2 separate regions of the Homo sapiens genome follow, and region 2 is linked to region 1. Evidence: chromatin contacts called from ENCODE Hi-C or POLR2A ChIA-PET data. All regions are on one chromosome and are shown on one strand. The core of a region is the stretch at or near the end of the contact, and the rest is flanking DNA. Distances in the headings are between cores, read along the strand shown. Region 1 overlaps ATG7 (autophagy related 7). Region 2 overlaps VGLL4 (vestigial like family member 4).

Region 1 (4,902 bases), core at 354-2,853:
CTGTATTTATCAGTTTTCTTCTCCACGTTCTCTTCCACCTGTTTCTGCAGCCTCATGGCCTGTTTTTACTTTTGGTAGTGGATCTTGGCCTTCTCCTTCCTCTTCTCCTCCAGGTAGCTGTCACTGCCTGGTACTTCCAGCCAACCTCATGAACCAGCCACCCCCAGGTAGGCAGACTTTATTTTAGGCTTCAGACGCACAACCTTGAAGGCACCAGGAACCACTATCTGCAATTAATATACAAAATGTCTGTTATCTTCTTTTTTTTTGAGATAGAGTTTCACCCTTGTCGCCCAGGCTGGAGTGCAATGGTGCGATCTCAGCTCACTGCAACCTCTGCCTCCCGGGTTCAAGCAGTTCTCCTGCCTCAGCCTCCTGAGTAGCTGGGATTATAGGCATGCACCACCATGCCCGGCTAATTTTTGTATTTTTAGTGGAGACGGGGTTTCGCCATGTTGGTCAGGCTGGTCTTGACCTCCTTACCAAGTGATCCACCCACCTCAGCCTCCAAAGTGCTGGGATTACAGGCGTGAGTCACTTCACCCGGCCATGTCTGTTATCTTTTAAGTAGTCATCCTTAGTCGCTTTTACCCAGCTACCGAAGTGCTGTAGAATAGAGTTTTCTTTTTTGTCTTTGTGATTCTCTGGCACTGGTAAAATTCCATCTTGATGTCCTTAGCAGGTCATCAAAATTATGATGAAAACAAGTTACATTTGTCCTTGAAGAGAAAGTTGTGGATGACTGACATATGTAGGGACTTGATGATCTGTCACACAGAGGATTTTAGATGAAATCCTTTTGTACCACTGTCTGCAACTGTGTTGATTTCCTTCCACATTGGATGATAGCTCTGGCCAGGGCCTTTTTGTTTTGACTGTTGGAGAGGAGGTTAGCTTGTGAATAATTGGTTATTTTTTAGCATGTGTGAGGCTGATGGGCAGTAGAAAGTTCCTGAAAAGAAGTTTCTTCCTTCAAGGCAGTGTAATATAGTGACGAGAACAGGGGCTTTGAAGCTAGCAGACCCGGGTTATCATCTCAGCTCTACCACTTCCTGTGTGACTCTGGGCAAGTTACTTAAGCTCCCAGTGTCTCAGTTTTCTCTTCAGTAAAGTAGGCATAATCTTACCACTGGGGTTGTCAAGGGAATAACATGTAAACTGTTTAGTGTAGTGCTTGGTACAGAATGAGCATTTAATAAGAACAGTTACTAATATGACATTACTACTGCTGTTATTTAAATAGTTTTTAACAGTATTATCAAAACAGCAAGCACAGTTCATGGTGGTAAATGCCCTAATGGAAGTGTTCATCTGTCACCATTGAGAAGGGAACTGTTAATATCCACTGACTGTTACTGACAGCTTCATAAGGACCTTGTGAGATGAGAAGTACTTTTCCTGGTAGAGAGGGGAAAGGTTTCCTAGGAACATCAGCCATGCAGAAGATCAGGAAACTAGCAGGCTAAGGCTGCAGCACCTTATTCTCTGTGTAGTAAGGCCAGTAAGCTTTCGTTTGTTTGTTTAAACAAGGGAGCCACCTGTGCAGATCATTCCTGGTGGCAGTTTGTCACCTTGTTTGGAGGAGATGGGCCAAAGGCAGTGACCCGTGAGTATATCACTGCAAGAGCCGAGGTGTGAGATGATGGAGCCTGGCACGTAGCAGTGGGAATGGAGAGAAGGCAGGCAGACCTAGACAGGAAGCATGAAGTTGCATGAGGAGCATGGGCTTCAGAGTGGCGTGAATCTGGAAGCTGAATCCTGGTTCCCCTACTTTCCTAGCTGTATAGCCTTGTGTGAATTTATTTTTTTCTTTCTTTCTTTCTTTTTTTTTTTTTTTTGGAGACAGAGTCTCGCTCTGTTGCCCAGGCTGGAGTGCAGTGGCACGATCTCCATCTTGGCTCACTGCAACCTCCGCCTCCTGGGTTCAAACAATTCTCCTGCGTCAGCCTCCCAAATAGCTGGGATTACAGGCGTGCACCACCACACCTGGGTAATTTTTGTATTTTTAGTAGAGATGGGGTTTCACCATGTTTGTCAGGCTGGTCTCGAGCTCTTGACCTCAGGTGATCTGCCCGCCTTGGCCTCCCAAAGTGCTAGGATTACAGGCGTGAGCCACCACACCCAGCCTCCTTGTGTGAATTTCTTACTTCTTGGAACCTCAGTTTCTTCCTCTATAAAATTGGAGCTATTCCTTAGGGCTTCTGAGAGAATTGAATTCCCACCACACCCAGCCTCCTTGTGTGAATTTCTTACTTCTTGGAACCTCAGTTTCTTCCTCTATAAAATTGGAGCTATTCCTTAGGGCTTCTGAGAGAATTGAATTCACACCACACCCAGCCTCCTTGTGTGAATTTCTTACTTCTTGGAACCTCAGTTTCTTCCTCTATAAAATTGGAGCTATTCCTTAGGGCTTCTGAGAGAATTGAATTCAATTGAACAACCCTTGCTGCTGTGCCTAGTTTTGGTCTGTGTTCAGTAACTGTTAACCTTCATCTCATTCCAGAGGACTGTTTAAGGTTGAGCTTCTAGGAATTAGTGCTTTATTGCGTTGAGAGAGAGAAAAATTGAAGATGACTTTGAAATTTCTTCCTTGAATTAAGGTGATACTATTAAGCAAACTAGGAAATACAGAGAAAGGGGCAGAATTTAGGGAAAATATATGTTGAATTTTGGATTTGTTGAATTTGAGATTCTGAGGAATCTAAGTCCTGGCTTTAAAGGACACTTAAATATATGTTTAGAGGTTAGAGCTAGAAGTACAGTCCTGAGATTCATTGGCATACAGACAGAACTTGTTGTAGAAAGTGAATGATTTGGCCGGGTGTGGTGGCTCACGCCTGTAATCCCAGCACTTTAGGAGGCCAAGGCGAGCAGATTGCTTGAGGTCAGGAGTTTGAGACCAGCCTGTCTAACATGGTGAAACCCCATCTCTCCCAAAAATATAAAAAATTAGCCGGGTGCGGTGGTGCATGCCTGTAATCCCAGCTACTCAAGAGGCTGAGGCAGGAGAATCACTTGAACCCGGGAGGTGAAAGTTGAAGTGAGCCGAGATCGTGCCACTACACTCCAGCCTGGATGACAGAATGAGACTCTGTCTCAAAAAAAAAAAAAAAAAGAAAGAAAGTGAATGACTGGCCGGGCGGGGTGGCTCACATCTGTAATCCCAGCACTTTGGTACATCAAGGCAGGCGGATCACTTGAGGTCAGGAGTTTGAGACTAGCCTGACCAATGTAGCGAAACCTGTCTCTACTAAAAAATACAAAACATTAGGGCCAGGCATGGTGGCTCACGCCTGTAATCCCAGCTACTTGGGAGTCTGAGGCAGGAGAATCACGTGAACCCAGGAGGCAGAGGTTTCAGTGAGCCGAGATCATGCCACTGCACTCCAGCCTGGGCAACAGAGCAAGACTCCGTATCGAGAGAAAAAAAAAAACATTAGCCGGGCATGGTGACACACACCTGTAGTCCCAGCTACTTGGGAGGCTGAGGCAGGAGAATCGCTTGAACCTGGGAGGCCGAGGTTGCTGTGAGCTGAAATTGCACCATTGCACTCCAGCCTGGGCGACAGAGCAGGACTCCGTCTCAAAAAAAAAAAAAAAAAGAAAAAGAAAGAAAGAAAATGAATGACTGAGGAGAGGGCTGAGCATGGAAGCCTTCAAAAACCAACAGTAGAAGAAAACGCTAGCTGCATTGTAGAGGAAAAGAGGGAAAGGGAGAGATTAGAGGCCCAGGAAACAACAGGAGGCTGTGAGAGTGTTTCTACACGTGTGCCTCAAATCCTCAAATCACCTGTTTTCTTTTTATTTTATTTTATTTTTTTTTGAAATGGAGTTTTGCTCTTGTTGCCCAGGCTGGAGTGCAACTGCAACCTCCGCCTCCCAGGTTCAAGAGATTCTCGTGCCTCAGCCTCCCAAGTAGCTGGGATTACAGGTGCACTCCACTACACCCGGCTAATTTTTTTTTATTTTTAGTAGAGATGGGGGTTTCACCATATTGGCTAGGCTGGTCCTGAACTCCTAACCTCAGGCGATCCCCCGCTTTGGCCTCCCAAAGTACTAGGATTACAGGCGTGAGCCACTGAGCCTGGCCAAATCACCTGTTTTCCATTGGGCAAAATTATAAAAATTCTTTCAAACAATTAAAAGCCAAAAAATATTTAATAGGAGTTGAGGGTGCATTCAAATACATTTGAGGTGATTTTGAGGTGGGGCCTCCAAAAATAAGTGCCAGTGACCTAGGCTTCAAAATAGCACCAAACCTACAGCAGCATCACCTGAGGCACTAGGCAAACTCCAGACTCCTGGCCTCCATCACTATCCCTTCTCTTATCGAATCTTCTTTCCTCCACAGGAAGTGGGAGTGAGACCCAGGCATCCTCATTTTTTAATAAGTGCTCAAAGGCCGGGAGCAGTGGCTCACACTTGTAATCTCAGCACTTTAGGAGGCCTGGGTGGGCAGATCACATGGTCAGGAGTTCGAGACCAGCCTGGCCAACATAGTGAAACCACATCTCTCCTAAAAAACAAAAATTAGCCGGGCATGGTGGTGCACACCTGTAGTCCCAGCTACTCAGGAGGCTTAGGCAGGAGAATTGCTTGAACCAAGGAGGTGGAGGTTGCAGTGAGCCGAGACTGTGGCACTGCACTCCAGCCTCGGCAACAGAGCAAGACTCTGTCTCAGAGAAAAAAATAAATAAATATGTGCTCAAGATGGTGAATGTTGGAAAACGCTTGGTCAGGCGCTATCTGGGGATGTGATGCTGCAAGCCACACTGAGGCAGTGGGGAATTTTAGGGACAGTGATGTGTTGTCTTTTGTGATCAATGAAGCTTATCAATTATATAGAAAAATAATTATTATAATTCCCACCTCATTCCTTCTGTTTGCTTTTCAGTTTTTTTA
Region 2 (5,228 bases), core at 1,114-3,613, 330 kb after region 1:
GCTCCTCAATTGTTTCCGTCTTGACACAAGGTCAATGGGGACTAGAGTAATGAAGAAATAAAGCAAAACTGAAACATTTTAATTTGGGGTCTACAAGACTATATTAACTTCTAGCAAATTAAATGGATGAGTGGTTTGCAGCCACTGACATTTATATTTCACGATTAGTTCTCTAGGCCCCTTATTCTCTCTGCGCCATTAACCTTTAGGGTGTAGCTCTTTGTCAGTCTCACTTCAATTATGCTTTCGAGGGATTATAGAATTAGCAATTCCAGTTTTGATGGCACGAGCTCTGTCAAATCAGAGAGACAGATGTGAGCTCATGTAACTGAGAGGCTTCCATCTGTTGGACTGAGAACTGAAACCTGGAAAGGCTCTTGTATTTCCTTTCTTACGCTTCCTTGGGCTGTTCCAGCTTGGAATTACCCATTTACTTACATACTTGGTATTTGAGCAAATATCTTAAATAGCTGAGGTAGCAACCTTTCTTGCCAAAGGTGGATGGCTACTCACCATCCACCTTTTAGTTATGGATTCCAATGCTGGTGACAGAGGAGAAAGTGATGTCACCTCATACATATCCAAATCCTAGCATCCACAGGAACCCACACAGAATCAAAGCCCCTCACTAAGTTAACAGGTCATCCACTGGGATCACATCAAGGCTCTGTCGACTGGCTGGAAGGAACAGAAGGAAGAGCCCATGGAACAGAAGCAGCAAAGGATTTTATTTTCAGCAGAGTGAAAATTAGGTGTTGTATACTAAAGAGAAATTAGTCATCCTTTGGTATATATACTCAGGGGATTGGTTCCAGGAATCCCACCAATGGCAAAATCCACACATACCCAAGTCTCAAAGTCCACTCTGCAGAGCCCGCTTATAGGAGAAGCTGGGCCTCTACACACATGGGTTTCACATCCTGCAATATTTTCTGTCTGCAATTGGTTGAAAAAAAATCCTGAGTCGAAGTGGACCCTCGAAGTTCAGATGGTATTGTTCAAGGGTCAGCTGTGTATTCTTTCTGTCAGGGTTTTCTGTAAGTTGGGAATGCTGAAAATTTCTACAACTGTCTAGGTCTAACTGTCTGCAGGTGACAAATGTATTTCTGAAAATTAGATAGTAAATTAAACCTGATCGTGATTTAAAGGCTCTGCTGAGCTCATATGTAAAGCAAAAGTGGTTCTCAGTTTAATTTCACCAATCTGTGAAAATTTTCTTTTTTTTTTTTTGAGTCAGGATCTCTGTCACCTAGGTTGGAGTGCAGTGGTGCCATCATAATTCATTGCAGCCTCAACCTCCCAGGCTCAAGTGATCCTCCCACCTCAACCTCCCGAGCAGCTGGGACTACAAGTGCCCTCCACCACGCTTGGTTAATTTTTTGTATTTTTTGTAGAGATGGGGTTTTACCATGTTGCCCAGGCTGGTCTCGAACTCCTGGGCTCAAGTGATCCTCCCACCTCTGTCTCCCAAAGTGCTGGGATTACAGGCATGAGCCACAGCACCGGGGCAAATTTTCCTTATTGTTTTTCATCCAGCCACTCCTATTTCATGTCTAGTACAATGCTTTCCAAAGTGAGTTCCTGGATGACCTACGTCAGAATCACCTAAAAGACTTATTTAAAACACATATTCCTAGGTCTGGCTCCAGTCCTAATAAAAAGTTGTCCAGGGACCCCCACGATATGTCATTTTAGCGTGCCCCAAGAGGTGTCTCTTCTCATGCCTCTTCCACTTTCACAACTGATCAATACCAAGATCAGCCAACACCACATCAGACATTTCTAAGGACGTGTCAGCAGTGACGTGGCACATGGGAGAACTGATGATGTATCTCAGTACTCACATCCACTCAGGAAATGCCTGATGAACGAGTTTCAGAAAGCAAGATTTAGGCCGTCCTGGTTACCTCCTGCCAGCACTAACACGTGAAACAGCTCAAGACCAGCTTTAGGAGGGCTCACCTCTATTTTCAAATAATGACGTCTTTCTCTAATTTTTTTTTTAATGTTTGCCTCTTGAGAGATCAGGGACTTCATTAAGTAACCCTCCCATGCCTCAGTTTCCCCATATGGAAAATAGCTATACTATCTGCTGCCTTCTATTCCTATAAGGCATACAGTCATATACTTCCTATTTGTCTTTTGCACAACAAAACAACTCATTCCCCAAAAGCTTTGAATTAGGCTTGCAAACATAGTCCTTAACTACCAAACTGTAAATTTCTCAAAGTCTAGAAAAATGAGAGGGGCAAGGAAAGAAACAAAAAGAAACTTAGGCTTAACTGTACCAGCTAGTCTCAACTTGATCCGAAGGAACACTGCTAGCATTCTCTCAGCTAGCTTCTCACGATTACATTTAAAACCACCACAAAGCCACCACGATCACGCTCTGAGAGGCCGCCGCAGGTAAACAGAGGGATAGGGTAGGAACAGCCCAGCATAACTGACAATGCTCTTTAGGGGATCTGCAGATCTGCCTTCTCAAACATCTCATTTCACTTCATGAATATTTACAAAATATTTGCAAAAGAAGAACTAAGGCAATGAACATGTCCAGAAAGAACCACATGCTAACTTCTAAAGGTTTCTCTCTCCAAAAATTCAGTAGTGCCAGAGGCCTGTTCTTTTGTCCCAGGTTGTTTTTCAAGTGCTACCTCATGACAGAATGGATCACTCATAATAACTAGATGTTAGCATCTGTGTCACATAATTCATCTCTGGCAGTCCACTTCTTTTAAATCCTAATAGTAGGCCTCCTAAATAGGATTGCTAGCATTTGGCATCTCATTTGCCTCTATGACAACAAAACTCTAGAAGACGTAGTTTATAATACATTATGGTTTCAGCTGAATGACATTTGGTTCTAAGGTCTTTGAAAGTACAAGTTTGAAAATGCCAAATTTTATCTATATCCATATCTATAGCTCCATCTGAAATTAGACAGATTACCAAACAGAAAATGTCACTCAGATTCTAAAAATAAACCATGCTATTGCTCCAGACAGGTTACACCAGAGGGTTAGGACCATGACATTTTGCTGGGGTTCAAGTGCAAATCAGCAAACAAAATGGCATGTTTTTCTCTTCCTTTTTCACAGCTAAAGATTAGTGAAGGCAGCATTGTAGTCTGTGTAACTGCTCAACCCAACCTTTATCCAGGAGCTAGTATTGCTTCTTTAAAAACATTTTTTTTTTTTGTAAATAAAATGTGGTACAGCCATACAAGGAACTACTACTCAGCAATAAAAAGGAATGAAGTAACAAAAGACCAAATATTGTATTATTCCATTTATATGAAATGCCCAGAATAAGCAGATCTATATAGACAGAAAGTAGATCTGTGGCTGCCAGGGACCAGCAGGACGGGGGAATGGAGAGTGAAACGGGTCAAGGTTTCTTCCGGGAGTGATGAAAATGTTCTAAACTTTGATCCCAGTGATAACTGTACAACTCTGTGAATATATTAAATACCATTAAATTGTATAATTTAAACGAATGAATGGCATGGTGTACGAATTATATCTCAGCAAAGCTGTTAAAAATCTTAACTTAAAGAAACTATCATCTTTTAAAAGCTATAGCAGAAAGAGAGCCAGCACTGGAGAGAGTAAATATGGTGGCTTTTCACCTTTCCAAGAATCTCAATGAGCCCTGGGCATTGCAAAAATTAGTCAAGCAACTGTCACAACTGCAGTGGTAACCAAATACGGAAGCTGAATCAAATACGGAAAGGAAATTCTTTTGAACTCAAAGACACAACCTTTCCAAAAAAATACACTGCAAGCACACAAACAGACCACACAAAGTCAAAACAAAACAAGTACCTGTGTGGGTGGAAATGTATCCAAGTGCCACTCTTTTCTTCAAGTCTTTCATTCTCCTCTTATTACTTCAAAGATAAGCCCTGGATGGGCAGGAACTAAGTTGTTTTGGTTTTTTCTCATGACACAAAAGATCTGGCAGAGCTGGAGATTTCATTACCTTGAAAGGCAGTAATATTTGAAGGTACCATGACTATTCCCTGAACAGTGCTCTAAACACATTGTGGTGGCTAAGAGCTATGGTTATCCCACCTCTTCAATGAGAATGGGGCATTCATTCTACAGAAAGCCACTTACAGACAAAATGGGTATCACATCATCCATAAAATGAAGTAAAGAACAGTTGGCTGAAACTTCCCAAACAGCCCGTTACTCCATGTGATATAAATGGGTTTGCAAAGCTCAACAAAGGAAGACAAGCACTAGGAAGGCAAAGCCAGTCTTCCTAGCATGATAACCAAAAGTGTCTCAGCCCTCTAAAGAGCTCTAGGATCTCAAATCATGTGCACAATACAGAGAAGTGCTAATGGTGGAAGGGATGCACAAGAGATGGTAGATGTCTTGCCCTCAAGGAATTCATATTTTAGATAGGGTGGCTGGGGGTGGGGGTGGGGGGCAGTGAAACTGGATTATTTTTTGGCAAACATGCAAACGAGTGTTATCACTTAAATGTAGTCATACTAGAATGACTTGACCCTATTCCAAATAAAATTGCCACTGATTAAAAGACACTTGCAAACTCCACTTGTGGAACTGGCTTCAGAATGACAGAGAAAAAACTAGCTCTTCACTTTATAGGCATACTTATGTATAAGTATGGCAAGGAGTAAGCACTGTGTTTGTTTTATACACACACACACACACACACACACACACACTCTCTCTCTCTCTCTCTCTGTCGGTTTTTAAATTACTGGCCACTGGTGAGAAAACCATCAATGTGTCCAGGCGCAGTGGCTCACATCTGTAATCCCAGCACTTTGGGAGGCCGAGGCAGTTGGATCATCTAAGGTCAGGAGTTCGAGACCAGCCTGGCCAACATGGTGAAACCCCGTCTCTACTAAAAAAAAAGAAAAATTAGCTGGGCGTGGGTTAGCCGGGCGTGGTGGCAGGCGCCTGTAATCCCAGCTACCCAGGAGGCTGAGGGAAGTGAATCGCTTGAACCCAGGAGGCAGAGGTTCCAGTGAGCCAAGATCGTGCCATTGCACTCCAGCCTGAGTGACAAGAGTGAAACTTCATCTCAAAAAAAAAAAAAAAAAAAAAAATCAATGTTCTGAGAATAAGATCATCGCAGTATTACGTTAAATGTGTAATTTTCCAAGGTAACTATTACTTATTTAGATGTGTAGGTTGTTACATTTGTTTGCTTTTCATCAGTCACATTTACATTAAAGACAATAAAATACA

Evidence for each region. Hi-C counts contacts between places; a loop is a spot of excess contacts on that map. ChIA-PET counts read pairs that join two places held with the same protein, here RNA polymerase II (POLR2A). Pooled maps may share reads with other maps.
Region 2: a loop to region 1 is called in a map of naive thymus-derived CD4-positive, alpha-beta T cell, with 9 times the contacts of the local background. The contact joins two enhancer-like sites. A Hi-C loop is called at or near these places in 1 of 168 maps with a recorded cell type or tissue (naive thymus-derived CD4-positive, alpha-beta T cell) and 10 of 50 pooled maps. POLR2A ChIA-PET finds 5 or more read pairs at or near these places in 3 of 52 experiments (activated CD4-positive, alpha-beta T cell, activated T-cell and activated naive CD4-positive, alpha-beta T cell).

The regions. Positions count from the first base shown.
Region 1 is chr3:11,290,433-11,295,334 of GRCh38, forward strand. The region is part of intron 3 of ATG7 (autophagy related 7); the gene reads left to right. It also overlaps the pseudogene RPL13AP27. Among named protein-coding and RNA genes, the nearest start is that of ATG7, 20 kb to the left of the region's middle. RefSeq lists an enhancer at 850-979. Within about 2 kb of position 1,604, at least 2 of the 41 ENCODE cell types and tissues checked have a DNase peak (open chromatin) inside an H3K27ac peak, as active enhancers do.
Region 2 is chr3:11,622,533-11,627,760 of GRCh38, forward strand. The region is part of intron 1 of VGLL4 (vestigial like family member 4); the gene reads right to left. Among named protein-coding and RNA genes, the nearest start is that of VGLL4, 19 kb to the right of the region's middle. RefSeq lists an enhancer at 1,924-1,973. Within about 2 kb of position 2,364, at least 4 of the 41 ENCODE cell types and tissues checked have a DNase peak (open chromatin) inside an H3K27ac peak, as active enhancers do.